Linked DNA regions of Homo sapiens: all the other regions are linked to region 4. The links are chromatin contacts, found by Hi-C or POLR2A ChIA-PET in ENCODE. All regions are on one chromosome and are shown on one strand. The core of a region is the stretch at or near the end of the contact, and the rest is flanking DNA. Distances in the headings are between cores, read along the strand shown. Region 1 holds the start of ARID1A (AT-rich interaction domain 1A). Region 2 holds the start of PIGV (phosphatidylinositol glycan anchor biosynthesis class V). Region 3 holds the start of TMEM222 (transmembrane protein 222). Region 4 holds the start of TRNAU1AP (tRNA selenocysteine 1 associated protein 1).

What was found. A loop is a pair of places that touch in the nucleus more often than their neighbours do. ChIA-PET counts read pairs that join two places held with the same protein, here RNA polymerase II (POLR2A). Pooled maps may share reads with other maps.
Region 1: a loop to region 4 is called in a map of endothelial cell of umbilical vein, with 9 times the contacts of the local background. The contact joins the promoter of ARID1A here to the promoter of TRNAU1AP in region 4. A Hi-C loop is called at or near these places in 3 of 168 maps with a recorded cell type or tissue (endothelial cell of umbilical vein and naive thymus-derived CD4-positive, alpha-beta T cell), 2 of 37 single-sample maps with no recorded cell type and 14 of 50 pooled maps.
Region 2: a map of CD8-positive, alpha-beta T cell shows a loop between it and region 4 (18-fold over the local background). The contact joins the promoter of PIGV here to the promoter of TRNAU1AP in region 4. A Hi-C loop is called at or near these places in 1 of 168 maps with a recorded cell type or tissue (CD8-positive, alpha-beta T cell) and 5 of 50 pooled maps. POLR2A ChIA-PET finds 5 or more read pairs at or near these places in 1 of 52 experiments (T-cell).
Region 3: a pooled map shows a loop between it and region 4 (12-fold over the local background). The contact joins the promoter of TMEM222 here to the promoter of TRNAU1AP in region 4. A Hi-C loop is called at or near these places in 1 of 37 single-sample maps with no recorded cell type and 4 of 50 pooled maps. POLR2A ChIA-PET finds 5 or more read pairs at or near these places in 1 of 52 experiments (PC-9).

What each region holds. Positions count from the first base shown.
Region 1 is chr1:26,691,444-26,697,264 of GRCh38, forward strand. ARID1A (AT-rich interaction domain 1A) reads left to right here and starts at 4,572. Exons shown (of 20, transcript NM_006015.6): 1 at 4,572-5,821. The coding sequence starts at 4,961. It overlaps LOC124900417 (translation initiation factor IF-2-like), which reads right to left and starts at 4,962. Exons shown (of 2, transcript XM_047439473.1): 1 at 4,774-4,962; 2 at 465-4,522. The coding sequence starts at 4,962. The coding sequence ends at 3,836. LOC101928728 (a long non-coding RNA gene) reads right to left here and starts at 2,688. Exons shown (of 1, transcript NR_135804.1): 1 at 467-2,688. RefSeq lists enhancers at 1,242-1,756, 1,473-1,572, 3,405-4,341, 4,342-5,277 and silencers at 4,256-4,585, 4,676-4,835, 5,206-5,535, 5,586-5,821.
Region 2 is chr1:26,786,163-26,791,608 of GRCh38, forward strand. PIGV (phosphatidylinositol glycan anchor biosynthesis class V) reads left to right here and starts at 1,788. Exons shown (of 4, transcript NM_017837.4): 1 at 1,788-2,106; 2 at 4,597-4,731. The coding sequence starts at 4,654. RefSeq lists enhancers at 558-707, 1,228-1,667, 1,714-2,540, 2,228-2,427, 3,235-3,364 and a silencer at 1,718-1,927.
Region 3 is chr1:27,318,834-27,324,372 of GRCh38, forward strand. TMEM222 (transmembrane protein 222) reads left to right here and starts at 3,330. Exons shown (of 6, transcript NM_032125.3): 1 at 3,330-3,558. The coding sequence starts at 3,365. It also overlaps the pseudogene ACTG1P20. RefSeq lists enhancers at 2,744-3,290, 3,291-3,838, 3,338-3,687, 3,839-4,385.
Region 4 is chr1:28,549,090-28,554,351 of GRCh38, forward strand. It overlaps TRNAU1AP (tRNA selenocysteine 1 associated protein 1), which reads left to right and starts at 3,996. Exons shown (of 9, transcript NM_017846.5): 1 at 3,996-4,048; 2 at 4,551-4,648. The coding sequence starts at 4,022. RefSeq lists enhancers at 3,708-4,002, 3,726-3,785 and silencers at 3,936-4,075, 5,008-5,262.

The DNA.
Region 1 (5,821 bases), core at 3,322-5,821, 1.9 Mb before region 4:
TCAGTAGAAACGGGGTTTCACCGTGTTAGCAAGGATGGTCTCGATCTCCTGACCTCGTGATCTGCCTGCCTCGGCCTCCCAAAGTGCTGGGATTACAGGCGTGCGCCACCACGCGCGGCTCAAGCTTTAAGTAGGTTTTTCATACAGTATTTTTTGTATTAGTTGGTGAATACAAATCTTCAATGAGCTCAGCAGAAATAAGAAATCCAAATTTCCTGATCTGCCCAGTGGTTTTATGAAACCCCAGTCCCGTTTTTTTGTTTTTTGTTTTTTTAAAAAATATTAGTAGTAGCTTTACTCAGTCTTTTCCACAAAAATAAGCTCACTGGTCAGCAAGCTCACCAGTGAGACTGGTGAGTGAGGCTGTACTTAGAAGAATATGAAAGCCTTGGTATCTTTTTCCTCATATTAGACTGGCCCTGGGTGTTATTTTTGTTTGAAACCTGCCACAAGCCAGACCAGCCTGGACTTTTACTTATTTTATTTTTTATTTCAGTTTTGGTGGAGGTGGTGGTGAGGGTAATTTTTAATTTATATTGAGACAAAATAAGCTGGCTGACTTATGCCTGAGGCTCTTTTTTTCACAGCTACTTTGGGGAAAAAAAGTCTCATTCAGAAATTAACATTTCTCAAAATGTGTTCCTTATTCTGAAATATAAATGACCCCAAATTGCTTAAGAGTTTGAGATGAGTGGGGAAAAGATCTAGAAAAGCATTTATTGTGTGCCAACCAAGTTTGAGGCCTCCTGGTTTGCTCCTTTGGGATTCTAGATCCTTGGCAGTCACAGTTTTACCGCGAAGAGCTGTTGAATGCCATTCCGAGTTCATTCCATTTTTCTCCGTGTGTGCATCCAGTTCGTATTTTACAGCTCCCGTATGGGAGCCGGTAACATAATGAATTGCCTTGACTCTCGCTTCAATCCACTTTCCTCGCTTAATATGCAGCCCAAAGTTTTGCAGCTCGCTGTCAGATGGTAGTGCTAGACTTTCACACCGATCCCAAAGCCTCCGCTGGGGCTGTTTCTTAACACGGAGTTACAAACTTTAAGAACAGACAGCTCCAGACGGAAATCCACGCCAGGCTTTGAACTCTGCTTCTGGCTTCCGTCAACTGACATAGTTGCCCTTTTGCTCAAACTCGCAGCTCCAGTTCGCACTCGAGAGAGCTCTGCTGGGTGTCTGCTGCTGTTCCGCGGCGGGAACGTGTGGGGGCAACAACCTGGCGCTCCAGCGATTCTCCACGCCTTAGTTAGGAATCTAAGCAAACCCTCGCTAGGGTCCCTGGGCTTAAGACGACTTCTCCCACAAGGATTGGGTGGAGGAAGGAGCCGAGCCCGATCTTCTGTTTGTTTGTTGAGTTTTGTATTTCAGACATTTAGGGGAAGCAAATTGCGAGAAAGGAAGGGCTGTCTTCCCTGCAAACGTTTCCCTCTCCTAGCAAACCCTCCAGGCCTCGGTTCCACATTTTGCAGTTGACTCTCTGGATTTTAATAGGTTGTTCCCTTGTCCTCGGGCCCAATCCATGCACGCTGTGCAGCCGGATAAAATGGGAGCACATCCTCTGCCATTTTCAGCCGGTTTGTCCTGGCAGCCCTGCCCCCTTCCTTGGCTGCTCTGCCGCTGGAGTTAATACGCCCAGAAACTCCGCCTGATCCTCCAGGCCTCAAATCCAGTCCGCGTTTGCTAAGTGCCGTGCGGTCGGGGACGGCGATAAGAACTCTCCTGTGAGGGAGAGCTAGCGAGACTTTAGTCCGGTTTCCATGTCAACGATTCAGTCCATATTTGCCATCAGGCTGTTGGCCGAGGTGCTTTCGCGAGGGTAGCGCTGTCCTAGTCCTAGTTCTCCAATCTGCGCCGGGATTCCTGAGCTGCCTGGGTGTGGGGTTAAAAGGCAGGGGCCGTGGGGGAAAAAACTCCACCGAAGGGAGGACCCACTGCCCCCAGCCGGGGTCTCGCTGCTCGGGCCAGCCACGTGCCCAGCTCCTCCCCTCCCCCGCTTTCCCGTTGCCACTGCCCCTAGGGAAAGCTGATGGGCCAGTTTCTAAAAAAGTTCCCTCAGCCCAACATTTCCTGGGATCGTGGTGTGGGGCTCTAAAAGTAAAAGTGGAAGAGAACCCTAGTGAATTAAAAAAAAAAAAAAGTAGAGAAATTCCACATTATCTCCTCCAACCCAGGTGGATAGATTTTTGTGCACTTTACCTTATTGCTAGAGAAAAATGGTGACTGTTTTCAAAACAGCTTGCCCACGTGTAGGGAAGGAGATTTTTGGCGCTTTCCATATTTCACAGCCATTGAAGAAAGGGGATGAGGGCTTTCTTTGGAGAGAAATCCATTCTAGCTTCCAGATTTTCACTGGGCTCCAGGTTTCCCATTACACCCCAGCTCTAAGGAAAATGGCAGAGTAATGGCATGTAAAAAAATCCTCATTTGTGTGCAGGACTCAGGACTGTTTGCCAGCTCAGGGGCAGTTGATTAAATAGCCAAGCTCTATTTATGAGGCAGCCTATAATTTGGTTTCTAGGACCTAATGCACCGGGGAGAGTTGTTGCCCCTGAGGACTGTGAGTGAAAAGAGGGCACTGGCCCATACCAGTCAGTCGGATCTTCTTGGTAGGCTGGTTTGGTTCTTGGCTTGAGGCCGGGGGAGGGGAGAAGAATAAAACTGTGGGATTTTTTTTTTTTTTAAATCTCATCACTCTTAGATTAACAGGAAGGTTTTGCCTTTCTGGTGTAGGATGCAGTAAGTTTTCTTGGGGAGAGAAATGAGTTCAGGCTTTGGAATTATTCATAGTGACCAGGGACATTGCCAGCACTCCCGGGTCCTGCATAATCTAAGATAATGCTCCTGTGGCCATGAAGTCTCCCTTTACAAAATCTGAGGGGGAAAAGAGATCCTGGTGTCTAGGAACACTGGCCTGGGCCTTTCCCAAGGCAGCCTTGGGTCTGGTGAGGAGCTGGAATCCCCTCTGGCTTTTGTAGCCTGTCATATCAGAACATTCCAAGTCAGCCTGAGGAAGAAAAGGCTGCTGCTGGGATTTGGTGGGGCCTGTAGATCAGGAGAACACTGGAGCTTTCTGTGTATGTCGATCTTTTCAGATAAACCTGGCCTTCTACCCAACTCCAGCTCAATCGGGGTCTCTTAGAATGTAATGGTAAACTTTAAACAATCTTTACGCTACAGGATAGAAAACAAATCTGACAAGCATCCATTTTCTAAGTGACTTGTTGGACTGTGCCTTTTCTTCAAGGAGAAAATGGTTTCCATTTTCTGCATCTCTCTTCTGTAATGGTTTGAACACTCAGGTTCCTGCAGTCCCTGGAGCCTCTTCTGTGGGTTTTCAGTATTAGAAGGTACTGTCTTTGGAGACTGGGGCTACTTGTCATGGTAGGCTAAGTTTTCTTAAGAGGGAGTGAGAAACGGTGTTTAGGTTTTCCTGCTGGGTAACTGTTCTATGCTCCTAAAGCAACTTCAGTGGCCTCCATTTTAAGTTAGTGGTGAGATGATCAGTTTTGACTTCAAATCCATTTTGATATTCTGATCCCATTGTTGAATGTGCTCACAACTTGATTTTTTTTTTTTTAAAGGCAAGTAGACCGAAGGCAGCTTTGGTGACTCCACTTCTTTTTAAAGTCACCCTCCTCTGCCCTCTGACTTTAAGTGACAGGCAGTTCCCTCCCCTCTCTTTCAATTCTGTAAAATGGGGATAATCCGGACCTCATGCCCCCAGAGCCTTGTAAGGACCGGCTAATGAGGGCAGGCGAGTGGGAAACGAATCGTCTGAACAATGATCAGTCATTCTTTCGGGCTTGCAAAGAGGGTAAAAAAGGTTGGGTCTTTAGCGGGGTCCGTAGAAGGCTTTGAAGACGAAAAGTGCTGTAGAGGTGCTAAGCAGCAGCCAACGGACCGGGCCCGCTGCCAGGGGGTCAGGGCTGGGCCGAGGCGGCCGCGGTCTCAGGCTCTGGCCAATTTTGCAGCCGCGGGTAAAGTTCACGCTGCCCGCTCCCCTCGGTACGGCCGGGAGGGGACAGACCTGGATAGGGACGCCGGGAGGGAGGCGGCGCAGGCTCCAGAGATGCGCGGGCTCCGGGCCGGGTTTTCTCCGAAGCCTTCGGCGGCGGCGCTGCCTAGCGAAAGCGGCTGAGGGCCTGCCGCCGCCGCGGCTTGTTCTCTCCCCTCCTCCTTTGTGAAGGGAAGGGAGCGAGTCCGTTCCACGGCCTGCGCCCGCTCCGCTCTCCACTCCGGGTTTGCCAGGCGGCCGCGACGGCGCTGGGTAAAATGGCAGTGCTGAGCCTCGTGTCGGAGTGAGGGGGACTCGGAGGAGAGTGGGGCGCTCTAGCCGCTCAGTCCGGCCGACCGCTTGCTCGCCCGCCCGCTGCCGCGCAGCAGCCTCGACCCAAGCCGCAGCTGGCGAGGGGAGGCAGGGCGCCGGGCTCGGCCCGCGCTCTGACTCTGGCTCCCGGCGCCCCGGCTGCTGCCGCGCGCCCTCCAGCCCGCCCGTCCCGGGTCCCCCTCCCCCCGCTCCCTCCCTCCCTCCCCGCCCCCTCCCCCTCGCCTCCCTCCCTCCCTCCCTCCTCCTTTCTCCGGCAGCAGAAAGCGGAGAGTCACAGCGGGGCCAGGCCCTGGGGAGCGGAGCCTCCACCGCCCCCCTCATTCCCAGGCAAGGGCTTGGGGGGAATGAGCCGGGAGAGCCGGGTCCCGAGCCTACAGAGCCGGGAGCAGCTGAGCCGCCGGCGCCTCGGCCGCCGCCGCCGCCTCCTCCTCCTCCGCCGCCGCCAGCCCGGAGCCTGAGCCGGCGGGGCGGGGGGGAGAGGAGCGAGCGCAGCGCAGCAGCGGAGCCCCGCGAGGCCCGCCCGGGCGGGTGGGGAGGGCAGCCCGGGGGACTGGGCCCCGGGGCGGGGTGGGAGGGGGGGAGAAGACGAAGACAGGGCCGGGTCTCTCCGCGGACGAGACAGCGGGGATCATGGCCGCGCAGGTCGCCCCCGCCGCCGCCAGCAGCCTGGGCAACCCGCCGCCGCCGCCGCCCTCGGAGCTGAAGAAAGCCGAGCAGCAGCAGCGGGAGGAGGCGGGGGGCGAGGCGGCGGCGGCGGCAGCGGCCGAGCGCGGGGAAATGAAGGCAGCCGCCGGGCAGGAAAGCGAGGGCCCCGCCGTGGGGCCGCCGCAGCCGCTGGGAAAGGAGCTGCAGGACGGGGCCGAGAGCAATGGGGGTGGCGGCGGCGGCGGAGCCGGCAGCGGCGGCGGGCCCGGCGCGGAGCCGGACCTGAAGAACTCGAACGGGAACGCGGGCCCTAGGCCCGCCCTGAACAATAACCTCACGGAGCCGCCCGGCGGCGGCGGTGGCGGCAGCAGCGATGGGGTGGGGGCGCCTCCTCACTCAGCCGCGGCCGCCTTGCCGCCCCCAGCCTACGGCTTCGGGCAACCCTACGGCCGGAGCCCGTCTGCCGTCGCCGCCGCCGCGGCCGCCGTCTTCCACCAACAACATGGCGGACAACAAAGCCCTGGCCTGGCAGCGCTGCAGAGCGGCGGCGGCGGGGGCCTGGAGCCCTACGCGGGGCCCCAGCAGAACTCTCACGACCACGGCTTCCCCAACCACCAGTACAACTCCTACTACCCCAACCGCAGCGCCTACCCCCCGCCCGCCCCGGCCTACGCGCTGAGCTCCCCGAGAGGTGGCACTCCGGGCTCCGGCGCGGCGGCGGCTGCCGGCTCCAAGCCGCCTCCCTCCTCCAGCGCCTCCGCCTCCTCGTCGTCTTCGTCCTTCGCTCAGCAGCGCTTCGGGGCCATGGGGGGAGGCGGCCCCTCCGCGGCCGGCGGGGGAACTCCC
Region 2 (5,446 bases), core at 538-3,037, 1.8 Mb before region 4:
GCTCCATCTTAGCTGCAGACTCTACAAGAACACTGAGAGGCTGCCTCCGTCACTACTCAAAGCCTTGGAGTCCCAGAATCCCCTCCTATCCCACCTAGCCTTCTTCCAATCTGAAACCAGGGAGTCAGGGCTTTGAGAGCACAAGATTCAGCTTCCTTGTTTTCCTGTCAGAGCAGAAGTCAGAAAATGAAACAGGAAACAGAGCGGAAGAGGAGGGGGTTGGGTAGCAGAGAAGGAAAAGAGAAATTGCAGGAAAGTACAGCTGAAAATCTGGATAAAGTTCTACCTCTACAGGGTGACAGCTGAGCTTTTAAAAAACATTCTGACTTGTCTTGAGAGACCCCTGGCCTTTTTACAAATAGATTTTTGAGAGAATTTGATGTGGACAGAGGGAACCCTGAGAATGCATGTCTTTTTTCCCCTTGTGAATTTACAGAGCAAGGACAGTTCATTTCTCAGTTTTGTCTTTGCAGAGAGAGTGCTGCTTGGAGCCTCATGGTGGACTTCTAGAGATTCAAGTCACAGCCTTAGGCCCCAGTCACAAGTGTGTCCCCAGGCTTTGCCACGTTACTCACAGGCCTCTGGAGCTGAGAACAAGTGCGTGGCACTGAAAAACCTGGGGGAAGGGCCATGAAACTCCATTTTTTCCCCCTTCTCCAACACACAACGACTAAATATGATTTGCCTTTTCTCCACCTTGCACACAACAGATATCTGAAGGCAATTTAGGTCTCAGGGCCTGAAATGAGTTACAGAGTCAAGAGATACAGTCCCAGGCCCCCACAGACTGATGTGGGCTGGTCTTCGCCTGGAGAGGTAGCAACCATCTCTTTGTTCCCACCCACATGAGTAGCCGTTGCAGAAGATAAACCCCTCCCTGAGCCAGGCTGTGGCCAGAGGCTAACCCGGCCCCTGGCTTCGTTTGGAGGGCAGATAACTGAAACCACATAAGGCTTTGGAATCCTGAGAAACAAGAAATCCACCAACGGAGAAGGATTTATCATCTGTTTCCTTTAAGGAGGGTGCAAAGTTGTTCTAACAGTTTCCGTTACAAGGGTACAAACTGGCCGCTCCCCCCAATAGACGGTTTTGTTGAGTTCGCCTCTTTTTTTTTCTTCTTTTTTTGGCCCCACTTCCTATGAGAGAAACTGCTTGGGTGAGGGAGGTGAAAGGAGCCCTGGAGGGTGTTCTCTGAGGTTTTCTTCACCATCCTCATTAGCCACCTGAGGTGGGGCTGAGGACTAAAGTAGGACAGAAGGTCTCTGGTAGATAGAGGAGGGGAAAATCAGGGGGATCCCCCACTTTCTTCACACCCAGGACGCAGGGTGCCGCTGCCGGCCACAGAAACCCCAAGAATGTTTTTCTTTGGCTATTCAGAGGACATCTATTGTGTGTCAGGCCCTGTGCTGAGCTGTTGTTGCCTGACAGCAGGAAGAGCGCGGCTCTGGTTTCTGTGAAGAGGCTGCGGGTCAGCCTCCGACTACAAGAGCCTCGGCCCACACCGGGAACTCAGTGAACGTCAGCGGGAGCTGGGGCAAGAGCACTGACTCTGAGACAGCAGCCTCCGCTCACTATTTGAAGGCGGGGTGGCGGGGGGCCTTGAAGGAGAGCGAAGTGCGAGAGAACTCTTCAGGTGTCACCAAGGTGGGAAGGTGCTACGAGGCGAGGCGCCGAGCGGCGACCCCCATCCCGCTCGCCCGGAGTCAACATGGCCGCCGCGCAGGGAGGCGGGGCTGCTCCAAGTCCGGGCAGGAGCGGGGCGGGGACGCCGTCGGCGGAGCCAGCGCGCAGGCGCGGGCCGCGTGGGCCCCGGATGGAGGAGCTGAGGTTCGGTCCCCGCCGGGGAGGTCGGGACGGGCAGGGGCTGAGGACCCCGCGCCAGCTTGGGAGCCCTGGAGTTCTGGCGGGAGGGAAGCTGTCAAATGGAAGCCGGTAGAAATGAGACAGACGCCCGGAGAAGCGGGGAGCCCCGCCCCTCCGCCATAGCAGCCTCGGGCGCCGCCTCTTCCTTTCCAGCCTCCCGCCCTCGTCTGCTTCCGGCCCTGTGGCCTGGTGGGGCTCTGCAGGCTCCCTCGGGAGTGGTCCTTGGGCCGTGGCCCCTCTGGGGTGAGCGTGGATGATTAGTACCCAGAAGGGACTGTGTCCAAAAGGAGCCGGCCAGAAACGGGTTGCGGACACGGCTGGGCTGACAGAAGGCAGCCCCCACGAGGCCTTTGGCTCTGAGGACCCTGGGTCAGAGCGACTTCTCCAGCCTGCGCAGGGGGTGTTAGTCTTACCCAGAGGGTCCAGAGCTGCCGTTCAACAGGATGTCCCAGATTCTCAGATAGGGCCCAACTACCCTAAGCATACCTAGCAAGGGCAGGCTGCGGCATGGAAGTACTGGGCTAGGCGTTTGGGTGACCTGGGTCATAATCCTGGCTCGGAAAGGGCGCGTACCCTTTGGCGAGGGATGCGGGCTGGTACCGTGAGGTTTAAGAAGCAGAAAACATGACAGCCTCTTTAAGTAGCCCTGGGTACGTCACTTGACCCCAGTGAGCCTCAGTTTCCATATCCATAAAATGGCGATGGTAATTATACTAGCCTCACAGTGTCTGATGAGATCTCTGGAGCCTATTTATCTCACGGGAAAATTTTTGAAGAGTGAAACTAGTTGATCTGTAAGTGTCCTGCCAGTTAAGAGTCTGTGATTTGGCAAAGGGGTTGTTGGGAAGTGAGGTGGGCAATTAGCTGAGAGGGAGAATTGACTAGCTTTGTTTTTACTTGGTTTACCTGTAAGCAAAGTGTGGGCTACACACATCTGTAGTCGCTGAGGCTAGAGCTTGACTCGAGAGAGGAAAGGAAGAATGCAAGCATGGTCAAGTGGCAGAGGTGGGTTAGGTGCTTTTCTGATCCCAGCTTCTCTTCTGCATGCGCGTGGGAAGCCAAGGAAGAGGAAAAAAGAGTGAATTCGCCCTAGGATAGGGAAGGAGTAGCCGCGTGAGGTTGAGTATGCCCATTTCCGTGATTTCTCTCGATTCAGCGAGTCATACGTTGGAAACGTTTAGATTCACAAACTATCGTTACTGTCTGGGGCTTTCAGAAGCTTGCCTTTGAACCGAATTTTCGTGAGCCAACCGGTGTGGAATTGGGGGCCCCTCCCTTCCTCCAGGCCTCCTGGCGATGGAGTAAGCAGCAGGCGCCCCCTTGTGCCAAGGAAAGAGTACTGTTGCCATTGGCCAACTTGGCTCCCTTTCTGGGGAAATTTTATTTTCCTGTGGCTTCTGTGACTTTGTCGTCTTGCTCTTGACATGAGATATGATGGGAAGAATACTTGGGGCACTGATTTCATATCTAGAGTCAGTGAACTGCTGATGCTGTATCCTGTCCCTACCACTTCCATTCATTCAGAACACAGGTTTAAGATGCCTATTTGTGTTCTAGGCCCTGGGATATAGTTGTGATGTAAAGCCCCTGCCCTTAGCAACTTAAATAAGCAATAGCAATAACGGCAATAGGGCAGAATGTAATGAGGGCATAGCACACTGTCTAGTGAGGATCAGAGAATTCCAGAAACAAGTGATACAGGTTTTTTAGGTATTCGCCAGATAAGAGAAGAAAAAGAGTCTTCCAGCCGTCCTCCTTAAATTTCTCAGTTCAAATTTTTTTTTTCCTTTTAGGCATAGTTCTTCATCCCAAATTGATGAGCTGCCTCTGATGCTTTTGCTTTCCTTTCAAATTTCCCAGGCTGGTGTTTGAAAGTTCTTGAGGAGCCTTTATGACTCCTTTTAGCTCAAGGAATTATAAAAGATGCCTTAAGGTGCATTCCCTGCCTCGGAGTGGCTTTGCGATTGTTTATACGTTGCTACCATCCCAACAAAGAGATGGCAAATAACAGTTTTCTCCATCCCTGGTAGTCTACTCTGTCTTCACCCTCAGTTTGTTTCAGCAGTGTGAGCTGGCTGAGGTCCTGCTGAGTGGTGGTTTTCTTTTCCTTCCCCACTTAATTTAACAGACCAGCTGAACACACATCAGAGAGCTAAGCTAGAGTGTGGAGTCATTATGGTCTTCTAGTATGGTTTTATGCCCCACTTTGGGGACTCTGGTTTGGGACCTAGTTTATTATTCTGGGCAAGAGGAAAAGGGCACACGCCAAATAATAGCAACCACAACACAGATTTGAGTAGAACTTCACACTTTGGTCTGTTTCACCATCATGACAATTTTGTGAGATAGGAAAAAAAAAAAGTCTGCTCCCATTTTTTATATAAAGAACTGAGGCTCAGAGGGACTAATGAGAACTTGTAAGTGACAGAGTCAGGAGTTGAACCCAGATCTTTAGTTCCTGCAGAAGTGCATCCAATAGGCTTTAAAAGATTTCTGTGACCTTAGCTTTCCAGCTACTTGCTTAGCTGTATGGAACTTTACCAACGACAGTTCAGGGCTTCACAGTGACACCTACTGAACCCATTTGCTGTCAAGATGCTTTCCCCTCATCTGGGAAGTTAGGTGGTTGGTTAAGTTTGTCATAGTAATTCTGAGAGGGGAGGTTCCAGTGACGAATGCTTTCAAGAATTTGCTTTCACTCGATGTGTGACATTTTCCTCCTTTGGGGTTTAGAGGCCTGAGGGAGCTCAATCCTGGTAGCAACACCCCTGAATTCCTGGTGGTGAAAGGATGTGGCCCCAGGACCCATCCCGGAAGGAGGTGCTGAGGTTTGCAGTCAGCTGCCGTATCCTGACTCTGATGCTGCAGGTCAGTCTCCCATCCTTTGTCCTGAATGTGCTATTGCTACATGACTGGACTAGGCAGTAAGAAGTGTCCCCATCTCCTTTCCACCTCTCAGGTGTGCCCCTCCATGTGGTTGGAACCACAGAGACATAGACTTTAGAGCTGAAAAGTTGTCAGGAATCTTAGAAACACGGTCTGTTGATCTTGTTTTACCCATGAAGCAGCAGAGGCCCAGAAAGGTTAAGTGACATCCCCAAAGCCACATAGCAAGATAGAGAAGGGCTGGAGTTTGACCCCATGTTTCCTAACTCCTGAGCTAGTGGTCTCTCCAACAGACTGTGATGTTCCGTAACCAGAGATGCTTATAGGGTGGGACAGCTCAAAGTATTGCCCTGTGTCCCCTTACTAGGAGACTGAGCATTGTGTCAGTTGAGTGGGAGAAACGTGGCAATGTGCAAGTCCTAAAACCATCTGGATATGTAATAGTTCCTCCTATTCCCCCGAGTGCCTGCCCTTCCTGCCTCACCCACACACAACTCTCAGTGCACTTGCCCGTTTGCAGCTCCCTTTTCCCTCCGAGGCTCCCCTTGATACACATTTTAATAAAATATCACGTATATATGAATTATTTGCTGCCTAGCACAGTGCTTGGTGCCTAGCTCAGTATGTTCATAAATGAATGAATGTTGTTGAATGTATGTCAACACCCTAGGGATGTTAGATTCACATAATGATGTGT
Region 3 (5,539 bases), core at 2,080-4,579, 1.2 Mb before region 4:
TCCTGTCCCAAGCTCAGCCATAACAGGAGCTTCCTCCAGGACCCTGCTGTGATCCTGTGAGCCTGGAAGGAAATATTAGTCTTTGATGGAGATTTCCCATCTGTTTATGGGTGATAAGGAAGCAACAGCAGAGGAGTCCAGGGCACAGGCCAGAGAGACTCTTACAATTGGGTGAGAGAACCAAGGTGTATATGTGAGAAGGAGTGTTCTGCAGGGATGAATCCATTATTTAAAAAAAAAAAAAAAAAAAAAAGGCCGGGCACGGTGGCTTATGCCTGTAATCCCAGCACTTTGGGAGGCTGACGCAGGTGGATCACAAGGTCAAAAGATCAAGACCATCCTGGCCAAACATGGTGAAACCCCATCTCTGCTAAAAATACAAAAATTAGCTGGGTGTGGTGTTGCGCACCTGTAGTCCCAGCTACTCGGGGAGGCTGAGGCAGGAGAATTGCTTGAACCCAGGAGGCAAAGGTTGCAGTGAACCAAGATTGTGCCACTGCACTCCAGCCTGGTGACAGAGTGAGACTCTGTCTCAAAAAAAAAAAAAAAAAAAAAAAAAAATCTTGTGGATGGGTTGTGGTGCGGGGCAAGCCTGTGGGACAGGCACCAGAGGATCTGGCTTCTACCTCCAGGTACCCGGCCCTCCTCATGCCACGTTTCTGCAGCTGCCTAGGCCAAGGGTAGGATGACGTGGACCTTAGGAAAGGAGCCAGGGCTCTGTGGTCTGATCCTCTGCCTGAGCACTGTTCCCACCAACCCAAGCCCATTGAAAAGGTTTGGGACACCAAGAGGTAGCAGGTTCCTGCGTTTAGACTGTAACCAGCACGTGATACCAAGCCTGTAAGTATTTGCCTTTCATTCAATTTAACAAATATTGATTAAACAAATACCATGCACTAGGCACTATACTGGGCATTGGGTATACACACGTTAGCAAGACAAATAGAGTTTCCAGTCAAGTGGGGGAGGCAAATAGTACATAGCTACAAAGAAGCTATGAAGAAAAAGAACAGGAGATTAATGGGGGCTTTCTCATTTAGATTGGGAGACCAGGGATGGGCTGAGAAAGTAATATTTGATCTGAGACTGGAAGAATGAAAGTTAGCCGCTTTAAGTAGATAGGAGTAGTATTTCAGGCAGAGGGGAACAGTGTGTGCCAAGTCCCTGGAATATGAAGGAGTGCATGAGAGGAACTGAAAGAAAAGGCCAGGATGGCTGTAGTATAGTAAATAAGGAAGGGGCATGGGTCCAGATGGTGCAGGGCTTTGTGAGCCATAGTAAGATATTTGTGTTTCATACGAAGTGCAACGGGAAGCCATTGAAGTTTGGCAGATTAAATGTGGTACGTGTATTAGTACTACCAAACTTGTGGCAGGCCCTGAGAGACTTACTTTGGTTGTTTATTCATCAATACCTACAATAAATGTTTAAAGGGTACCCAGCAACCCTGTGCTAGAATTATGGGCTGACAGTCATGGTAGGGAGATGTCTAAGGCACAGACCTTCCTCACAGCCTGTGGTCCAGAAGAGATTAGATAACTACAGTGATTGAATCAAGAAGTCATGTAATTTATTCTCAACAACTGTAAACTACACACCTAATCTATTCCAAACCCTGTGCTGGATGCTGGTTGTTGCCCTTCAAGGATCACACACTGCACAGGGGTCAAGGAGAGGTACAAACGTGCTCAAAGAATTTGGAGTGGGTTAGAATCATTTTCTAACCCACTGTAATCATTATCATGCCTGCGAATCTCTGAGGTCTTTATAAAACATCCATTTATTCAATCACCTAATAAATCAGTAAACATCTAGTGGGCATATGCTTTGCACCAGGAACTGTGCCAGCTACTGAAGTCAAGGACCTTAGAGTTCTATAGCAGAGACAGACATCCCCCACAAAAAAACATGAAAATATTAGGTGCTACAAACAGGACAGCAAGCTCTCCATAGATCAGCATTGAGGGAGGGTAATTCAGTGGAAGAAGGACCTTCCCCAAATGGGAAGCTCCTAACTTCCTGAGTGCATTTGTCCATACCTTCCTTTACCTGATTACTCTTTTTATTCTTTTTTTTTTTTCTTTAAGGCTGATTTTTAGTGGCAGCCTTCCTTCTGACTTTGGGCTGTCCCCAACTTCCCCTCCCCACCCCAGTAGACCCCAGTAGACTTCATTTTCTTTGTCTTGACATCCTTTAAAAAGCCAAAAGTCTCCAACATTTGAGCCTGGCTTCTCTCTAATTATGGTTGTGTGTGATCTCAAACAATTAACTTCCCTGAGCCCGTTTTCCCATTTGTACAATGAAGGGATTGGATCACATCTAAGGCTTATGATTTACTCCAGTAAGTATTCACACTCTTGCACACACTGCTCTGCACGGCCTTCCTTTCTTTGTACCGCTGCACTCATACTTCCACTCCTGTGCCACATGGCAAACATCAAGACTCAACTCAATAATATCCTATCTTCCAGCAAGTCTTCCCTGTATATACAATAAAACACACACACACACACACGTGCGCACACACAACTGTGTGTGTCTTCCTTTATGCTACCACTACCTCGTGAGAGGGCCACAGAATGAAAAGGGCAAGGGAGGTATAAGACTTGGGTTTGGGCCAGGCGCGGTGGCTCACGCCTGTAATCCCAGCACTTTGGGAGGCCAAGGCGGGCGGATCACAGGGTCAGGAGTTTGAGACCATCCTGGCTAACATGGTGAAACGCCACCTCTACTAAAAATACAAAAATTAGCCGGGCGTGGTGGCACGCGCCTGTTATCCCAGCTACTCGGGAGGCCGAGGCAGGATCGCCTGAACCTGGGAGGTGGAGGTTGCAGTGAGCCGAGATTGTGCCATTGCCCTCCAGCCTGGGCAACAAGAGAAAAAATTCCGCCTCAGAAAAAAAAAAAAAAAAAAAGACTTGGGTTTGCATCGTGGTCTCTCACCTTTTGAACCTCAGTTTCTCACCTGTAACAGGAGGGAATACCTAATTTGGATGTCTAATTAGTTTATGGGGATTAGAAACAATTCATGTCAAGTGCTTGGCACCTAAGAAGTGCTCAATAAATAGCGACTGTACCACACCTCCTAGGAGCCCTCAGCGTACTGAATTAGAGTTCTCTATAAGTCTCCGGCGCTAGACTGCGAACTGCCTGAGAGCATCCCTTCTGCAGCCGCGGGGCATAAGCGGCAAAGACTCGGGGCTGGCAGGCGCATAGGGAGTGGGGCGGGGCTGGCCGGGCCCAGAGGAACGCGGCTCGGATTCCCGGGGGAAGGCCAAGCGGGGCGGACCCCATCTCCGGGAAGTGACGCCATGGGGACGAGCGGCACCAGAGCCGGGGCCAGTCGGAGCGGGGCGCGCGCCGCATGGCGGAAGCGGAAGGGAGTTCTCTGCTCTTGTTGCCGCCGCCGCCACCCCCGCCCAGGATGGCGGAAGTGGAGGCGCCGACGGCGGCCGAGACGGACATGAAGCAATATCAAGGCTCCGGCGGCGTCGCCATGGATGTGGAACGGAGTCGCTTCCCCTACTGCGTGGTGTGGACGCCCATCCCGGTGCTCACGTGAGTCTCTTCCGGCATCCGCCTGGGGACGAGGAGGGCCCAGGGAGAGCCGGAGTCGGGCCGGGCTAGCCTCCGGCCCCAACGCGCAGCAAGCCTTTTCCTCGGGTCTGGCCCGCACGCCTCGCCCAGTCACCAGAACCCCGCCATCCATGTAGTGCCAGTTTGTGCACACGGCTGGGACACGCTCCCTGCTCTCAATACACCTGGTGTAGCCAGGGAGAGAGTTGTAGGCCAGCAGGAAAGGGCAAGTGGCTGGGAGACTCGAGCTGTGAGTGTGTAGAAGAGGGAGCCCCTTATCGGATCTGAGGAGACATTTTTATTAATTCACTGGTTTATTCTCTCATTGAGCAAATGCTTACTGGTCGCTTACCATATTCCAGACATACTGCTGGGTCTGGGAGCAAGAGTGGGAGTTTGGTTGGGACCACACGAGATCCTGGGATGTCAACATTGGAAGGGCCCCCAGAGATCTGAGAGTCCAACCCTTTGTCTCACGTGCCATCTCAGTTGCAAACTGGGTTTAGATCCCAGGTTGTCTGCCTCCCAGACCAAAGTTCTTTCTGTAACATCAGCCTTTGTCAGGGGAGAAGCAGGTGCTCTGGTACTACTTGGCGCCTTTTGGGAGGAGCTCTCATATGGGGAGAGGTGGTTTGCCCTCCTGCTTCAACCTTGACAGCTGATAAACGTAACCCCTCCTCACCGTGCTGGATAGTTTGCCAAGCTCTTAAACACCCATTTTATCAGAATTAAACATCCATTTTCTAAGGTAGGTTATCTTCTCAGATGGTGAAGCTGAGCTGCTTGTAGCATTAAGTGTCTTGATCAGGTTCGCACCCCAATAAGCAAAGGCATGAAGAGCTCAGTCTTCTGATCTAACTTGCTCTTTGCACTACATCTTATCCACTCTCACCTGATGGGATAGCTTGTTCCGCTATCAATAACAGCCAGTGGTGATGTGGAGAAGGGATCATTTGGGGCCTTAGGTGTTGCTGATTCTAAAAAGATCGTAGTTTTTGAATTATGTTAAAATACTTGAATTATTTTGTGTTTTCAAGTACTTATGCATATAAGAGCATCCAAATCTGTTCTTTAAAAATAAAATATTGGGACAGGCGCGGTGGCTCATGCCTGTAATCCCAGCACTCTGGGAGGCAGTGGAGGGTGGATCGGTAGGTAGTTCGAGACCAACCTGGCCATCGTGGCGAAACCCGTCTCTACTAAAAATACAAAAATTAGCTGGGCATAGTGGCACGTGCCTGTAATCCCAGCTACTCTGGAAGCTGAGGCAGGAGAATCGCCTCAACCCGGGAAGTGGAGTTTGCAGTGAGCCGAGATTGCACCACTGCACTTCAGCATGGGCAACACAGTGAAACTCCGTCTCAAAATAAATAGTGAAATAAAATCTTAGGAAAATGTGCACATTAATTCATTCAGTGTTCTTCTAACACATGTGCTAAGTGACCCCTGTGTTCCCAGATAGTTCTAGGTGATGCGAATATACAGTGATGAATAAAGGAGATATGGTCTTTAGACTTTTGAGAGTTTAAGTCATAGTGGAAGGAGATAGACAGTAAACAAGTAAGCTAATAAAAGAGCACCTGATAGTGATGAGTGCTGTGAAGAAAATAAAATATTAGTGTGAAAATAACAGGGGCCGGGCGTGGTGGCTCAGGCCTGTAATCCCAGCACTTTGGGAGGCCCAGGCGGGCGAATCACCTGAGGTCAGGAGTTCAAGACAAGCCTGACCAACATGGAGAAACCCCATCTCTACTAAAAATACAAAATTAGCCGGGGTGGTGGCACATGCCTGTAATCCCAGCTACTCAGGAGGCCGAGGCAGGAGAATCACTTGAACCCGGGAGGTGGAGGTTGCGGTGAGCCAAGATCGTGCTTTTGCACTCCAGCCTGGACAACAAGAGCAAAACTCCGTTTCAAAAAAAAAGAAAATAACTGGGAGGGATACTCAGGAAATGTATTGGTT
Region 4 (5,262 bases), core at 2,746-5,245:
CCTAGCACTTTGGGAGGCCCAAACAGGTGGTTCACCTGAGGTCAAGAGTTCAAGACCAGCCTGGCCAACATGGTGAAACCCCATCTCTACTAAAAATACAAAAATTAGCTGGGCGTGGTGGCGCCAGCCTGTAATCCTAGCTACTTGGGAGGCTGAGGCAGGAGGATCGCTTGAACCCAGGAGGCAAAGGTTGCAGTGACCAGGATAGCACCACTGCACACCAGCCTGGGCAACAGGAGCAAAACTTCATCTCAAAAATAAATAAATAAATAAATAAAAATAGAGTGACAGAACTTGGGGACTGATTGGTTGCCAGATGACAAGGTTACTCCAATTTACACTCCTTTTAATTCTTCCCACCTCCCACCCCAGGGCCCTATATGGGAATGAAGGAAGAATCCCATTCCGGCTCCAACAAGACTCATGTTTTTCAGACTGGTAAACCTGGAGTGAGGGAATGGCTTGCACAGAGCAGTGGCTTGCCCTGGGTCACAGTGAGACAGTAAGAACAGGGCTTGGCTTCAGCTCACCAAGACTAGAGCAGCAGTTCCCAACCTTTTTTGGCACCAGGGACTGGTTTTGTGGAAGACAATTTCCACGGACAGGGGATGGTTTGGGGATTACTCAAGCGCATTACATTTATTGTGCACTTTATTATTATTAATGTAACGTTGTAATATATAATGAAATGATTATATAACTCACCATAATGTAGAATCAGTGGGAGCCCTGAGCTTGTTTTCCTGCAACTAGACAGTCCCCTCTGGGGTTGTTGGGAGACAGTGACAGATCATCAGGTATTAGATTCTCATAAGGATGCCAGGCATGGTGGCTGACGCCTGTAATCTCAACACTTGGAAAGGCTGAGGCAGATGGATCACCTGAGGACAGGAGTTTGAGACCAGCCTGGCCAACATGGCAAAACCCCGTCTCTATTAAAAATACAAAAAAATTGGTGGGCGTGGTGGCTCACGCCTGTAATGCCAGCACTTTGGGAGGCTGAGGTGGGTGGATCACGAGGTCAGGAGATTGAGATCATCCTGGCTAATACGGTGAAACCCCGTCTCTACTAAAAATACAAAAAAACTAGCCAGGCATGGTAGTGGGCGCCTGTAGTCCCAGCTACTTGGGAGGCTGAGGCAGGAGACTGGCATGAACCTGGGAGGCGGAGCTTGCAGTGAGCTGAGATCACACCACTGCACTCCAGCCAGGGCGAGAGCGAGACTCTGTCTCAAAAGAAAAAACAAAAACCCACACCACCATACCCACTAACTCTGAGGCTTTAGTCATATAAAGAAAAATAGCCATTATATATTGTTCTTTTGTGCTCTTATAATGTGTAACCATGCCCTTTAATTAAAGAATTCCAGGATCTACAAAAAAAAAAGAAAGCAGAAAAAAGAAGCCAGGCGTGGTGGCTCACGCCTGTAATCCCAGCACTTTGGGAGGCCACAGTGGGGGGATCATGAGGTCAGGAGTTCTAGACCAGCCTGGCCAACATAGTGAAACCCTGCCTCTTCTAAAAATAAAAAAAAAAAAAAAAAAAAAAAAAAACTAGCCAGGCATGGTGGCAGGTGGCTGTAATCCGTCTCAAACAAAAAAAAAAAAAAAAAAAAAAAAAGAAAGAAAAGAAAAAAGAGGCTGGGCGCTGTGGCTCACACCTATAATCCCAGCACTTTGGGAGGCCAAGGCAGGAGGATCGCTTGAGCCTAGGAGTCCAAAATGAGCTTGGCCAACATAGTGAGCTCTCCTCTCTGCAAAAAAAAAAAAATTAGCCAGCTGTGGGGGTGCACACCTGTAGTGCCAGCTACTCTGGAGGCTGAGGCAGGAGGATCACTTGAGTCCGGGAGTTTGAGGCTGCAATAAGCCAAGATTGTGCCAATGCGCTCCAGCCTGGGCGACAGAGAGAGACCCTCTCTCAGAATGACTGACCAACTGAATAAATAAATAAATAAATAAAATAAAAATAATTCTAGGATCTGGCCTTAGGAGATCCAAATTATCCAACCAAGGTTGTGGAATGTCTCATCTCAGGAAGAAATGCTGAAAACTTCATTTACAGCCTTGTTGCTGACAGCCAAACTACCAGGTAGCCCAGTACTAAAGATAATCATTGGCTGGGCGCGATGGGTGGCTCACGCCTGTAATCCCAGCACTTTGGGAGGCCGAGGTGGGTGGATCACCTCAGGTCAGGAGTTCGAGACCAGCCTGACCAACATGGTGAAACCCCGTCTCTACTGAAAATACAAAAATTAGCTGTGCCTGGTGGTGGGCGCCTGTAATCCCAGCTACTCAGGAGGTGAAGCAGGAGAATAGCTAGAACCCAGGAGGCTAGATTCTAGCTATTCTGAGCCGAGATTGTGCCATTGCACTCCAGCCTGGGCGACAAAGGAAGACTCCGTCTCAAAAAAAAAAAAAAAGATAATCATTACAACAGGATATGCTGACCTTCATACCCCACCCTCATGAGCTTTGTCCTGCCCAGCCTGTAAACCCTACACTTGATATCACTTTCCGTGCTTTGCCCAATAAAACATCTCAACCAGCTCTTTTCGGAGAGTCAGGGAATTCTCGCTCTCTTGTGCTGCCTCCCTTATACCCAGGCATAAGCTCCAATGAAGACTTGTCTGGGAAAACTTTTTTGGCCTCATGTTAATTTCTGTTGGATTGAGAGCCTAAGAACCCCTGGTAACAATAGGGAGGTAGTGGAACCGGGTTGTCCGGAGGGATATTTTCACTTTTTTGGATGCACTTGTATCTGCAGTTTTTTACAACGAGCATATATTAATGTTGTAATTATGTGTGTGTTTGTGTGTGTGTGTACGTGTGTATGTTTTTTGTTTTTTGTTTTTTTTTTAATTTGAGACAGAGTCTCACTCTGTCGCCCAGGCTGGAGTGCAGTGGCGCGATCTCGGCTCACTGCAGCCTCTGCCTCCCGGGTTCAAGTGATTATCCTGTCTCAGCCACCTGAGTAGCTGGGACTACAAGTGCACACCATCATACCCGGCTAATTTCTGTATTTTTAGTAGAGACGGGGTTTCACCATGTTGGCCAGGATGGTCTCGATCTCCTGACCTCGTGATCTGCCCACCTCGGCCTCCCAAAGTGTTGGGATTACAGGCGTGAGCCACCGCGCCCGGCCTTGTTTGTTTTCTAAATATGTAAAGTCAGAAATTAACCCAAGTAACGAGCATACATATATATGTGTGTGTGTGTGTGTATATATGTATATATATGTGTATGTGTGTATATATGTGTATATGTGTATTATGTGTGTATATGTGTATATATGTGTATATATATGTGTATGTGTGTGTGTGTGTGTATGTATATATATGGAGTCTTGCTCTGTCACCAGGCTGCGGTGCAATGGCGCTATCTCGGCTCACTGCAACTTCTGCCCCCTGGGTTTAAGCGATTCTCCTGCCTCAGTCTCCCGAGTAGCTGCGACTACCAGCGCTCGCCACCACGCCCGCTAATTTTCGTACTTTTAGTAGAGAGGGGGTTTCCCCCTGTTGGCGAGGATGGTCTCGATTTCTTCACCTCGTGATCCGCCCGCCTCGGCCTCCTCAAGTGCTGGGATTACAGGCGTGAGCCACCGTGCCCAGCCCTAACGAGCATATATTAATGTTGTAATTATATGTGTCTGTGTGTGTGTGGTTTTGTTTTCTATATAAAGTCAGACGAGTGTGTGTGTGTAGTTTTGTTTGTTTTCTAAATATATAAAGTCAGAAATAAACCCAAGTAACCCAGCCGCCTGGGCCAGGTGGTATCTGGCCCGCCCCATTCCAGCCTGAACTCCGCCCACCGCGATCCGGAAGCCTAGCGCCCAGTGGGTTGCAGGAAAAACCCGGAGCTGAACACACTGCCCGACCCGGGCCGCTGCGCTCGGGAGCCTGCGCAGAAGCCGTCGGAGGCGCATGCTCTGTAGCGGTCTCCGCAGCCAGGATTGGCGCCCGCGCGGGCCTTCGAGCCCCGCCCGCAGAGCCCCGCCCGCAAAGCCCCACCCCGGTGCGCGGGTATGGCGGCCAGCCTGTGGATGGGCGACGTGAGTGAGGGCAGCCGTCCGGGGTCTGAAGACAAGGAAGCATCTCGGTTTCGCGAGAGAGGAAGGATCTGAGTGGGAGGGGACTTGGGATCCCAGAAAGGGGAGACGTGTGACGGGGGTTCTTTTTGGTGACACAGAAGCGGGTTCCAGCATCTAAGTGAAGAGGCTGAGTCCGTGAGGCTAGGGGTCCTGGGGCCCCACCTGGGTTCGTGGGAGGGAAAGGTGGTGCTTTGGGGACATAGAATGGGAGCAATCCAAGGACTGAGGCGCGCTGTTCTGGGACCGGAGGAGTGGGGTTTCTAGGTCCAAGGGGAGGCTCCCTAAAGCGGGGCAAGCTTGAACCAAAAGAGCTGGGGTTTCAGGCCGCTCAGTGGAGGCGAACCTCGCCCCTCGCTCCCCCAGCGGCGCGTAGCCAGCCCTGGGCTGAACGGGAGGGGCTCTGGAACCCGGAGTGGGAAGCCCGGCCGCCGGCCTGAGCCGCTGTGCTCTTGTTTTTACGCAGCTGGAACCCTACATGGATGAGAACTTCATCTCCAGAGCCTTTGCCACCATGGGGGAGACCGTAATGAGCGTCAAAATTATCCGAAACCGCCTCACTGGGTAAGTCTCATCTCAGGTCTCTCTTAATACATCTCGTTGCAGCTGTCATGTACGAGAATGTAAACATCGTAGTCATGGCTTCTCACTACCCCTAGTAATAGTCACTGTAAAATTATAACAGCTAACATTTTGAGGTCCCAATGAGTGGAAGGATGGCATGTAGCTTAAGGGTAGGACTTGCCAGGCGTTGTGACTCACACCTGTAATCCCAGCACTTTGGGAGGCTGAGGTGGGTGGATCACCTGAGGTCAGGAGTTTGAGACCAGCCTGGCCAACATGGTGAAACCCCGTCTCTACTAAAAATACAAAAATTAGCCGGGTGTGGTGGCAGGCACCTGTAACCCCAGCTACTCCGGAGGCTGAGGCATGAGAATCACTTGAACCCGGGAGGCGAAGGTTGCAGTGAGCTGAGATCGTGCCACTGTACTTCAGCTTGGACAACAAGAGCAAAACAATGTCTCAAAAAAAAAAAAAACAAAAAAACAAAAAACGCAGGACTCAAGCGAGACTGGGTTTGAAAGCTATTTCTACTCTATGACCTTGGGTAAGTTACTTAACTGCTCTGTCTCATTCACTTTGAGTATAAAAATGGAAATAACAGCACCTACCTCCTA